4 separate regions of the Homo sapiens genome follow, and all the other regions are linked to region 3. Evidence: chromatin contacts called from ENCODE Hi-C data. All regions are on one chromosome and are shown on one strand. The core of a region is the stretch at or near the end of the contact, and the rest is flanking DNA. Distances in the headings are between cores, read along the strand shown.

The links. Hi-C counts contacts between places; a loop is a spot of excess contacts on that map. Pooled maps may share reads with other maps.
Region 1: a loop to region 3 is called in a map of naive thymus-derived CD4-positive, alpha-beta T cell, with 13 times the contacts of the local background. The contact joins the promoter of LAMP1 here to the promoter of ANKRD10 in region 3. A Hi-C loop is called at or near these places in 1 of 168 maps with a recorded cell type or tissue (naive thymus-derived CD4-positive, alpha-beta T cell), 2 of 37 single-sample maps with no recorded cell type and 11 of 50 pooled maps.
Region 2: a loop to region 3 is called in a pooled map, with 20 times the contacts of the local background. The contact joins the promoter of SLC9D1 here to the promoter of ANKRD10 in region 3. A Hi-C loop is called at or near these places in 5 of 37 single-sample maps with no recorded cell type and 10 of 50 pooled maps.
Region 4: a map of ovary shows a loop between it and region 3 (16-fold over the local background). The contact joins the promoter of PCID2 here to the promoter of ANKRD10 in region 3. A Hi-C loop is called at or near these places in 1 of 168 maps with a recorded cell type or tissue (ovary), 4 of 37 single-sample maps with no recorded cell type and 17 of 50 pooled maps.

The regions. Positions count from the first base shown.
Region 1 is chr13:113,295,796-113,298,495 of GRCh38, forward strand. It overlaps LAMP1 (lysosomal associated membrane protein 1), which reads left to right and starts at 1,444. Exons shown (of 9, transcript NM_005561.4): 1 at 1,444-1,700. The coding sequence starts at 1,640. RefSeq lists a silencer at 1,575-1,854 and an enhancer at 2,085-2,264.
Region 2 is chr13:113,489,607-113,492,306 of GRCh38, forward strand. SLC9D1 (solute carrier family 9 member D1) reads left to right here and starts at 1,415. Exons shown (of 13, transcript NM_017905.6): 1 at 1,415-1,667. It overlaps DCUN1D2 (defective in cullin neddylation 1 domain containing 2), which reads right to left and starts at 1,105. Exons shown (of 7, transcript NM_001014283.2): 1 at 1,061-1,105. The coding sequence starts at 1,063. RefSeq lists an enhancer at 276-575 and a silencer at 806-1,725.
Region 3 is chr13:110,913,707-110,916,406 of GRCh38, forward strand. ANKRD10 (ankyrin repeat domain 10) reads right to left here and starts at 1,363. Exons shown (of 6, transcript NM_017664.4): 1 at 1,019-1,363. The coding sequence starts at 1,228. RefSeq lists enhancers at 1-651, 375-504, 2,003-2,677 and silencers at 615-984, 1,255-1,914, 2,045-2,204.
Region 4 is chr13:113,207,219-113,209,918 of GRCh38, forward strand. PCID2 (PCI domain containing 2) reads right to left here and starts at 1,451. Exons shown (of 14, transcript NM_001127202.4): 1 at 1,381-1,451. The coding sequence starts at 1,416. It overlaps CUL4A (cullin 4A), which reads left to right and starts at 2,395. Exons shown (of 20, transcript NM_001008895.4): 1 at 2,395-2,557. The coding sequence starts at 2,410. RefSeq lists enhancers at 506-1,156, 1,157-1,806 and silencers at 1,341-1,630, 1,891-2,160, 2,261-2,590, 2,651-2,700.

The DNA.
Region 1 (2,700 bases), core at 194-2,693, 2.4 Mb after region 3:
GCAATGACGGGAACAAGGAGTGTATTCCAGCCTGATCCAGACAGAAGTCATTGTCTTCCAAGGAAGTCCTTGATGTGAGCAGATCCTTAGGCAGCAGATGCAGGGTGCTAAGCACAAGTGACAGCAAGGTGGGGTCTATCAAAATGCCAGTGTTGAATTGGTCAAATCCCGCCCTTTTTAAGGTCACAGTCCTCTGGTGAGGACTGATAGTGAGTGCCTGGTCCTGTCTTTATCTGGCTGAGTGCTGTCTCTATTAACTAGGTGCACATCCAGTCCCCGTTGCTATGATGCCTTTTGAAATGTAAGATTAAATCTTTTTCTAAGATGTAGGTACTTATGCGACGGGTGCTTTATACAAAGCAGTAGCGTAGGGGCCTTAATTAAATAGTATTTTAACAAAAGGCCATAAATCCTATATGATGACAAGCCAAAAAACAGAGCATCTTCAGACTTCTAAAATGCAGGAGCCAGGCGCCGTGGCTCAGGGCTGTAATCTCAGCACTTTGGGAGGCCGAGGCGGGTGGATTGCTTGAGGTCAGGAGTTCGAGACCAGCCTGGCCAACTGGTGAAACCCCGTCTCTACTCAACATACAAAATCAGCCGGGCGTGGTGGCGCACGCCTGTAATCCCAGCTACTTGGGAGGCTGAGGCAAGAGAATCGCTTGAACCCGGGAGGCGGAGGTTACAGCGAGCCGAGATCGCGCCACTGCACTCCAGCCTGGGCGACAGAGCGAGACTCCGTCTCAAAAAAAAAAACAAAGTGCTCGACAGGAACTTTCTGTAAGCCAAAGAGTATCGCCATCGCACCTTCACCTTCACCTTGGGCAGCCTGGTGCCGTCTTCCCTCAGCCCGCGATTAACGAGCGGAAGGCCGCACTGACCCATTTCAGATCCCTTATTTCCTTCCTAAAACCACTCAAGAGTTTGGGCACAGTGGCCTCCCTGTGTGAGGAACTTGCTTCCCACTCACCAAAAGACAAACCCTTCGCCCATCCCTGGCCGCGCACCCGGCCGGTCACCCGCGCTGCCACCCACACCACCCTCCTGTCCATAAAGAGCCCGCGTTTGGGACGCCTCGCAGGCTGAAGGGAGGCCTGGGCGTCCGCGATCCGTCTGCCCTTTCTCCCCTCGCGGGCTTCCTCTTTCCTCACTTTCTCCCGCCACTACTCTTCCTCTTCCTTTTCCGCGAACCCAGCCCACTTCCCGTTTCAGGACCTCGGCTCGGCCCCAGTCCCCCGGACCAGGCCGGGTCACGTGGGTCCAGGGTCACGTGCCGCTGCGGGTCACGTGCCGCTGCGGGTCACGTGTCGGCCTGCATCACGCGTGAGGGGGCGCGCGGTGCTGGAAGCTGCCGCACCTGCGGGGAGCCGAGCCGCCGGCGCTCGACGCGCGCGCTCTCGCGAGACCCGCGGGATCACGTGACGCCCGGGCGCGGCGCAGCTCACGTGACAAGCGCTGCCGGCCGCGGTGTCTTCTTCGTGCCGGCGTCGCAGTGGCCGGGCCTCTTGCGTCTGGTAACGCCGCTGTCTCTAACGCCAGCCCTTGGCGCCCGCGCCCCGCCACCGCAGCGCCCGGCAGTCCGCGGCCCAACCGCCGCCCGCGCCCCCGCTCCCCGCACCGTACCCGGCCGCCTCGCGCCATGGCGGCCCCCGGCAGCGCCCGGCGACCCCTGCTGCTGCTACTGCTGTTGCTGCTGCTCGGTGAGGGGGTCGAGGCGGGGCCTGGGAGCGGCGGGACCGGGCGGAGCCGAGGTCCCTGGGTCTTGAGGGCGGGGGACTGCCGGGTCGTTGTCCCGCGGGTCGCCCCGCACCCACTGCTCCTGGTCCCGGCCGGCTCTGCCCGCGGGCGGGTGTTTCTCTCGGGGTCGTAGGGTCGGAGCGGAGCTCAATGGCAGGTGCTTGGGGGACCAGGAGGTCTCATCCCAGGACCTGGCTCCTCTAAGGTCTGTCTCACTGAACTCAGTTTTTCTGTGGTGGTGAGTGCGAAAGGGAACTTCCGATGGCTTGCTCGGCGGTCTGGTGCTTTCAGGTCGTTAAGTTTCCTGGCAAGTTGAGGCGGTGAGATCTAGACGAGGCTGCGCCGCCGAAGGTGGCAGGGACGTCTGTGGTCTCAGCTCCCGGGTGGGTGACCTAGATCAAGCTCTTCCCAACATGGATTTCACCCAGGACAGGGAGAAGCCGGTGCGAGCATTCCCCACCTTTGTACTTGAACCTTTCTCCTCTTTCAGCGGTGTGGAGGAGATGCGAGTGTATTTATGTTATTGTGAATTCACATGTATGTTAAAATAATTTTTAAAGTTATCTTTGGGATTTCACAAGATTCCGTAGTAGACAAGATGAGGGAAAGCTGGCCTCAGACTCACGGTGGCAATGTTCATGTCTAGTAAGTAGTTTAAAGAGCGCCGTTCCTGTAGGCCGAAATGCGGGACCAGGGAACACGTGGGGAAGCACCCTTCTCTTCTGTCAGTTTATAGAGCTCAGATGGGCAGTAGGTGCTCAATATTGTATTGACTAGTGAATTTCGTTCTCATTTATTGTCTTAATAAGAGGATGTGTGCTGTCTCTTTAAGACAGTCCGGATTGCCCCCCGCCAACACTATTCTTTCACCTCCTCCCCCCGCCGCCCTCCCCCGTAATATGAGAAGATTATCTTAAATGCCAGGATCTGAAAGGTGATGTAGAATCAAGCTGGGGGAGTGTG
Region 2 (2,700 bases), core at 165-2,664, 2.6 Mb after region 3:
CTCTACACGTTACCGTGTCCCTTCTCCGGTGGCTCTCTGTGCCTTAGCCAGGACAATCTTTCAGCTCCTATACGTCATCATCGCCTACCACTAAGGGTCTGTGCATTCTGTTTCTTCTGCCTGGAGCCGCACACGGCTGGCTGCCCCGGAACCTCACTTTTTCTCTGGCTAATTTCCAGAGAAATTCTCCACAGTTCAACTCACACCCTCAGCATCTGACACCACTCCCACAGCCGCATCCTACAAGTTCCTGGAACCCGTGCCTTAGCCTTTGTCCCAACTGTGGTCAAACAATTGTGCATCTGGTGCCTGTCTCCCCTGCTGGGGCATCAACTCCCTCAACGCCAAGATCATGCCTGGCCCAGCACCAGTCACACCCAGCAGCACCTTGCTGGCCTCTGAACCGATGTGGACTGAATAAATCCCATCCATCACCATTTCCACCACATTTCAAAGTAACTGATGTGCACCTCCAGCAGCCTCCCTCCTGCGCTGCGGAACTCTACCAGCTCCACAGATGCACACCTACAGCCACGCTACAGCTCCCGGCTAGAGCCCGCGCTAGGGCCCCGCTGTGCCTCTCCCTCCCCTCCCGGCAGCAGGGCCTCCCCCGCGAATCTGAGCTTCTCGCGGATTCCTTCCTTGCGCTGTTTTGGTCAACAGCCTCAGCATCTGCACAGACGCCCGCAGGAGCAGCCGAGCCCTCGCCCGCCTCGACTGCCCGTTTCGAAGCCGCCCTGGGAAGCCCCCGGCCTGGGTTCCCGCTCGGCCCCGGCCCCTGCCCCAAGGCCCCTACAGTTCCTCCCGGCCCCCGCCCTCCGCTCACTCCCGGTCGTCCCTCGCGGCTCCGGGTCAAACCCGCGCTCCCCGCGGTCCCGCGCCTCCGACGCCACCGCTCCGGCTCGCGGGCCCGCGGCGCGTTCCTCCCTCGGATCCACGCGGAACGCCCCGCGCAGCTCGCTGGGCTCGGCCTCCCACATCCAGCGCGCCGCCTGCGCCGACCTTGGGGCCCGACCCCGACCCCGACCCCGACGGGCAGAGGCGACGCCGGGCCACCTACCATCTCCCCCGCGCCGCCCGCTTCTGGCCGGCCCCGGCCTTCTGCGCAGGCGCGGCGGCGGCTCCGCCCTCGTCCTCGGACGGCCGCGGCCCTCGGCTCCGGGGCAGTGCCGGGAGCCGGCCGCGGGGACTCCCACTCCCGGCATGCTCAGCGCCGCCCGGGGGCCCACGGGAGCTCGCGCCCCACAGCCCCTGCGCGTCCAGCCCTCTGCGAGGGCCTTGGCTCGCCCCTGCGGGGTCCAACGCCAGCCTGCGGCTGCCAGGCCCCACGCCGGCCAGGAAGTGCTCGCCGCCCGCGGCCGACGGGACCCGCCCACGCCCCGCCTCTTAAAGGGGGCAGTGACTGCGGCTGGGCGGGAGTCCGGGTCGGCTTGGCTGAGCGGGGGCGGTGCTGGGCAGGGCGGCGGCCGCTCCCTCCCGGACTCCCGGCCTCCCGGCCTCCCTGGTCCCGCCTGGGAAGGGATGCAAGGAAGCCCTCCGGCGCTGCGCTCCGAGGCGGGAGACAGCGTCCCCCTCCGCCCCTCGGGTCCTGGCGCCTCAGAGCCCGGCCCAGGCCGCGGAACGGTGATGCTCGGGCCGGACGGGCGGGCGCGGATCCCTGCGTCCCGGTGAGCACCAGGCCCGTCCATCCGGGGCTCTTTCCCGGGGTCCCCTTCCTTCCCTCCCTCCCTGGGGCTCCCCTCCCCTCTCTCCCTCCCCGGGGCTCACCTTCCCTTCTTCCCTTCCCAAGGGTCCCCTTCCTTCCTTCCCTCCCTCCCTGGGGCTCCCCTCTCTCCCTCCCCGGGGCTCCCATTCCCTTCTTCCCTTCCCAGGGGTCCCCTTCCTTCCTTCCCTCCCTCCCTGGGGCTCCCCTCCTCTCTCTCCCTCCCTGGGGCTCACCTCCCCTCTCTCTCTCCTCGGGGCTCCCCTTTTCTTGCAGGTATTGTCTCCCGGGGTCGGGTGGTCTGTGTGGCCTGGGGTCCCGCTCCTCCAGGCCTTGCCTAGGCGCTCTTCGCTGAGGCCCACGTTCTAACCTGGAATGGAACCTGCGTTCCCACCCTGGCCGCCCGGGTGGACTCGGGGCCTCCAGGGCCGGCCGCAGAGATGCAGCCCTGTCCCTGGCCCCCCTCCTGTGACTCCTAACGGCTCCTCACGGTGTCCATGACCCAGGGTGTGGACGCCTGCGCGGGGGAAGCAAGACCGCTGCGTATCGGGTCCCTATTCACTGCCTGTTTTTCTGATTATTCTGTCTTCCAAATTTATCTTATTTACCGGCTTTTTCAAAAGGAGTGTCTTAATGATTGGATTACTTGTGAAATATTTGTAGTTTTTTTCTCCTACAGGCTTGACTTAAATATTCTAAAGCTTTTTTGTGGTTGTTGAGACAGAGTTTTGCTGTCGCCCAGGCTGGAGTGCAGTGGCTGGTCAAGGCTCAAGCGATTCTCCCGCCTCAGCCTCCCCAGGAGCTGGGGCCACAGGGAGCATCACGCCCGGCTAATTATTTCATTTTTAATAGAGACAGGGTCTTGCTGTGTTGCCCAGGATGATCTCCAACTCCTGACCTCAAGCAGTTCGCCCACCTCAGCCTCCCAGAGCGCTGGGAATACAGATAATTGTGTCGTAATACAGCAGTGGCATTAACCACCGCACCTGGTCTTAGGT
Region 3 (2,700 bases), core at 113-2,612:
ACCTCTCACATATTTCTGCAAAACCATTTAACCCCATCTCATCACTTACGAGAAAAACACTATACACATCCCTGAATTTCAGTGAATTAAGAAATATTAATTAAAACCAGTCACTTCTGAAATGCACGGTGAAATCTTATTTAAGATTTCTGAGAGCAAGTACCCCAACGACTTCACAGATGAGGAAACGGTAGCTATCCAACCTTTTAAAACCTTAAAGCAGCACTGTGTTCCCCCAGAATTTTCAGTTTAAGAAAAAAGAGGGGAACGTAAAGCCTCCACGGGAAGAGAATTCTGCTTAATTTAACCACTTCTGCAGTAATTTAGATCCAAGATAAACACAGCCGTCACTAATTTTGCTGAAGCGGGGCCAGCTACAAGCCTTAAAGCAAACCCAGAAGCTGGAGAGCCGGCCTCCATCCCACACAGCTGCCGGGGCCTTCCAGTCCCGCCGGGGCGCTTGCTCCTCGGCTGAGCTCGTCCGCAGCGCGGCCCTCGGCTACTGGCGAGGCTGTGCGGAACCAGAAGGTCGACCGCGCCCGGGCATTCCCCGCGCGCCTCTGACCCCAGCTCGGCTCCCCGGAAGCCGCCTGGGCGACTTCGCGGCCTAATACCCGGCTCTGCGAAATCGCTCGCGCCTCCGGCCCGGCCTGGAGGGCCCCGCACCATCCGCGCGCGCGCGCGCTCGCACAGGATCCGGCCAACAGGCGCCGGGACCCTTGGAGCCCGCCTTGTTAGAAACTTGCTACGCGCGCCGCCGCACATGCGCCCTAGGCCCCTCCGGACGCAGGCGCCACCGACCTCGCTTCCGCCCCGCGCCCCCCGGCTGCCCCGCCGCGACTCCGGGCCGCGAGCGCTGCCGCACAGGCGCCCTAGGCCCCTCGGGGCACAGGCGCCGTCGATCCCGCTTCCGCCCCGCGATCCCGGCACGCCCCACGTCCCCCGCACCTCAGACCCGCTTTCCCCGACTCCCACTGGACAGCCGGGGAAAATGGCGCCTTAAAGCGTTCGCACCCACCTTGCCGAAATGCGCGGCCCAGTGCACGGGCGTCCAGCCATAGAAGGAGTCCTCAGAGGCCAGGTGGGCGTGGGGTGTCTGCTGCAGCAGCGAGCAGAGCGTGGCCAGGTCCCCGTCGCGGCAGGCGCGGTGCAGCGGGAAACGGAGCGAGAGCAGCTCCTCGCTGGAGAAGCCCGCCTCTACGCCCGCGCCCGCTCCCGCCGCCGACATGGTCCGTCACCGGAGAGCGCGGGGCTCGCTGGCCTAGAGGACGCGTCGGGGAGGACTCGAGAAGCCGCCGCCGCAGCACAAAGGAACGAGACTAGCGCCGCGGTCGCGTCCCACAGGCTGCCGAGCGGAGCGCGCACAGAGGGGGCGGGGCGGGGCCTGGAGCGGCCGGGCTGGGGGCGGGGCCTGGCCCAGAGGACGCCTTGTGCAGCCGGGCAGGGGTCGGGGCCTGGAGCCGCGGACCTCTGGAGCCGCCGGGCAGGGGGCGGGGCTTGAGCCGGAGGCCGCCTGGAGCAGCCGGGCGGAGGGCGGGGCTTGGAGCTGCGGACGCCTGGAGCGGCCGGTAGGTGGCGGGGTCTAGCCTAGAGGATGCCTGGAGCAGCCGGGTAGGGAGCGGAGCCTGGACCAGAGGACGCCAGCAGCAGCCGATTAGGAGGCGGGGCATGGGGCTGTCGACGTCTGGAGCAGCCGGGCATTGGGCTTGGGCTAGAGGACGCCTGGGGCGGTGGGCGCCTGGAGTAGCCAGGCAGAGGGCGGGGCCTGGCTTGGGTCCACGCCTGGGGCGGCCGGGGGCGGGGCCTGGCTGGAATTGACGCGTGGAGCTCCGGTGGAGGGGGCGGGGCCTGGCTGGGCCGCTGCCTACAGCGGCTTCCGGGGCTTGGAGGTCACGGGGCTCGGAGGTCACGGGGCTCGGAGGTCACGGGGCTGGCTGTGTGGGGGGCTCAGGGGCGTAGAGTGGCCAAGCAGCGGTCTGAGCGGGTCCCGGGGCCTCCGGCGCGGTGGGTCTCGGCTGCGCCCCGGGTGCGGACCATGATGTTTCCAGCCTGGGAGCCGGTCCGGGCGGGGAATCCCGGCTGCCGGGGGCGCGGGTTGAGGCTCTGCGGGCCCGCGCCCAGAGCGGGTGGGAGTCACGGGTCTCCCGGAGGCCCAGTAGCGCGCGGTGAAGTTGTCCAGTAAAAATTTATGGAGCGCCTACGGGGAGCAGGGATTCTCGTTAAAATCTGGGAATCAGCAAGCCCTAGTTCCTTACAGAGCAGGACAGATTCCTCGGTTTTGTCCGAGGGACGCCTTCTTCGGAACCGAGTGCGGTGGGCTAGGACTATACGTTTGCAAGTTTAAGAGATAAGCGAGAAGACCAGACAGAGCAAACAATAAAAGGCTTTTTGTTGAGAACTGTATAAATGTAAGGGAGTACCAAATCCCCTATTTTGAATGACAGTATCACGGACTTTATTACATATGTAATTTTATTCTGATTATGAAAGCATCAGTAATTTCACTATTGAGGAATAACCACAATGTTTATGAATATTTCCTTTGCTTCTAAATATGCGGTCTTTTTAAATCATGTATTTTATTTCATTTGTATATATAGTTTTTCGCTGTGTAAACTTCCTTTTTGCAAAATTCTACGTCACAAATTGAACAAGGCAATTAGATGTCTAGGGAAGTACTGATGCACGAGAAAGCATATT
Region 4 (2,700 bases), core at 201-2,700, 2.3 Mb after region 3:
TAGTTATGTACTTTTAAGCTCATCAATGAAATATGAATGCAAAAGGAAACAGTTGTTTCTCTATAAGCTAAGTTGTATGTTTTTAAAAGGCTCACTTGAGTTTGTTAAAAAAATAATTAGGTATGGGGGAAAAATTGTAAAAGATTAAGAAAATTCTAAAGATAATCGTATCAAATTGGTTCTTAAATGCCTATATCCTTGTTTAACTTTAAATAAACTGATATTGGAAAATGTTAAGTCTGCTAAGATTAGGCCAAAACAGACACAGCCTAAAGAAAAGGCCCTGGGCTTACATCAAAAGATTGGCAAGTATAGAACTTGAGGTAAGTGGTGTAAAAAAAAAATTGGCAAGTGAATGTATACTTTCATGTTTTAAGTTAAAAACATACATCCATTTCTTCGTGATTCCTGTTTTAACCAGTTTTCTCAATTAACCAAGCAACTGCTGGGCCCAATCATGTCAGACTTTTCAGCTATCAAGTACGTATCTTTACCCAGTTGTCAACAGACACCTCAAACTCAACATGCCCAAAACTTTATTTCTCCCTCCAAATCCACTCTATTCATCTTTTTCCCAGATTACAAGCCTGGGAATCATTCTTAACTCCTCCGTGTCCCTCAGCCCACCCATTCTTATTCACCACGTCTTGGTAATGTTTCCTTCAAATATTTTAAAAATCCATTCCCTATATTTCCTATCCCTGTTACCACAGTGCTGGTTCTGAAGACAGGCATAGTTTAGTGGAAAGAATATGCGTTGAATCTTTACAAGTGTCCATCTTTTAACTGTGCTTCTGCTACTTACAAGCTGTTGAACAACATCTGTCAGACGCATGTACCGAGCGATATGAAGTGTGCATTGTGCTCGGAGAGTGAAGGGCGTTAAACGACAGCGAGGACGAGGGGCACGAGCCCGGCCTGCAGCACGGCCACAGCCTCGCGCTTACTCCTCCATCGCCTCCTGGAGTCCCCGAATTCATCCCGCATCCTGCTGGGAAACAGCGTCCATCCGACACAGCACCGCCCACAGCGGGCCCTCGGCGTGGCCCGCAGGCCCTTCGGACCGCCTGGGAGCGCGGCCACACGTGCCAGCAAGTGAGGGCAGCGACCTGGGACCGCCGCGTCTACTTACACCGCGACGACTCCGCGATCCACGGACACCGCCCGGCCCCCACGGCGGCCCTGCAGGGGAGAACTCGGGCCGCCTTCCCGAGTCCCGGCCGCCGCTGTTCGGCTCGCGCGGCTGCCCGCCGGGGACCCGAACGGAAGAAGGGTGGCGAGGCGGGAAAGGAAAAGGCCTGAGGGTCCAAGGCAGGAGGGGACACACGGAACACGCCGAGGGCCAACCACGCCGCCGCGCGCTCCCCGGCTAGGACCCACCTGCTGCAGGTACTGGTTAATGGTAATGTGCGCCATGGGAGCGCCGCCGAACGGAGAGCGCCACCCCCTACGCCTCAAGCGGGCCAGCTGGCGTCACTTCCGGCCCTCGGTCCGTCTGGGTCCTGGCGCCCCCGGCCCCGCCGCGGGTGCGCAGGTTGGTTCCGGAGGGAGAACCTGGGGACCGGCTCGGCGACGCGCTCGGGCTGAGGGGGCCCGGGGTCTTTCTGCCGGGGCCCCGTCCTCTCAGCCGGGACGCCAGCGGCTCTGATTGTGTGTTCGGGCCCGCCCGGGCTGAGGGGTTTGGGGTCCAGTGGCGAGGACAGCCCCACGGCTAAACTGCCTTTCACTGCGCTGACCCTTCGTCTGCCCCTTGTGAAAACCAGGCCGCGGAGGACCCTCCGCGCCTGGCTGGGCCAGGGCCTCGGGGCGCGCGCGCCCGAGGAGGGGGAGGGGGAGGGACATGGCGCGCGCTCCCGAGCTCTCATAAGGTGCCTCCGCCGCGCGCTCCCGAGCCTGCAGGAGTTAGGGCACGTCCCGGCGCGCACCCCTGAGCCCTCGAGGTGGTCTCACGCCCGGGGTGGGGGTGCCGAGCCCTCAGGAGGCGCGCGCCCCGGGGCCCTCAGGAGGGTGTCCCGGCTCCCGATCCCCTCAGGAGGGGTGCCCGCGGCACGCATCCCCGAGCCAGGAGGGGGTGCCCGGAGCCCTGGGGGCAGGGTCTCGGTGCGCCCCCCGGAGCCGGGGGTGAGGGTCCCGATCCCTCAGGACGGGAGTCCCGGCGCGCGCCCTCGAGCCAGGAGGGGGTGTCCGAATCTCTTAGGGGGAGTCCGATCCCTCAGGAGGGATTCCCGGCGCGCGTTCCTAAGCCCTCAGGAGTAGCCGGGCGCGGCGGCGGTTGGGCTCGGGCACGCGGGCGGGGCGGGGCGGGGCGCGCGAGGAGGACGGGGCGGAGGCCGCGCGGACCGGGGCGGGCGGAGCGGAGCTCGGCGGGCGGCGGCGCTCGGGGCGGGGCGCGGCGGTTCCGGCCCAGCCATGGCGGACGAGGCCCCGCGGAAGGGCAGCTTCTCGGCGCTCGTGGGCCGCACCAACGGCCTCACCAAGCCCGCGGCCCTGGCCGCCGCGCCCGCCAAGCCGGGGGGCGCGGGCGGCTCCAAGAAGCTGGTCATCAAGAACTTCCGAGGTGGGTGCGGCGGCCGGGTCGAGGGCCAGGCGCCCCGGGCGGGGACCCCACGAGACCCCGCCCGACTTGGGGGGAAGGCCCCGAGATCCGTGCGGGCCCCGGGAGCGGGGGCGCCGGGGCGCCGGCCGGGTCGGGGGTGGCTA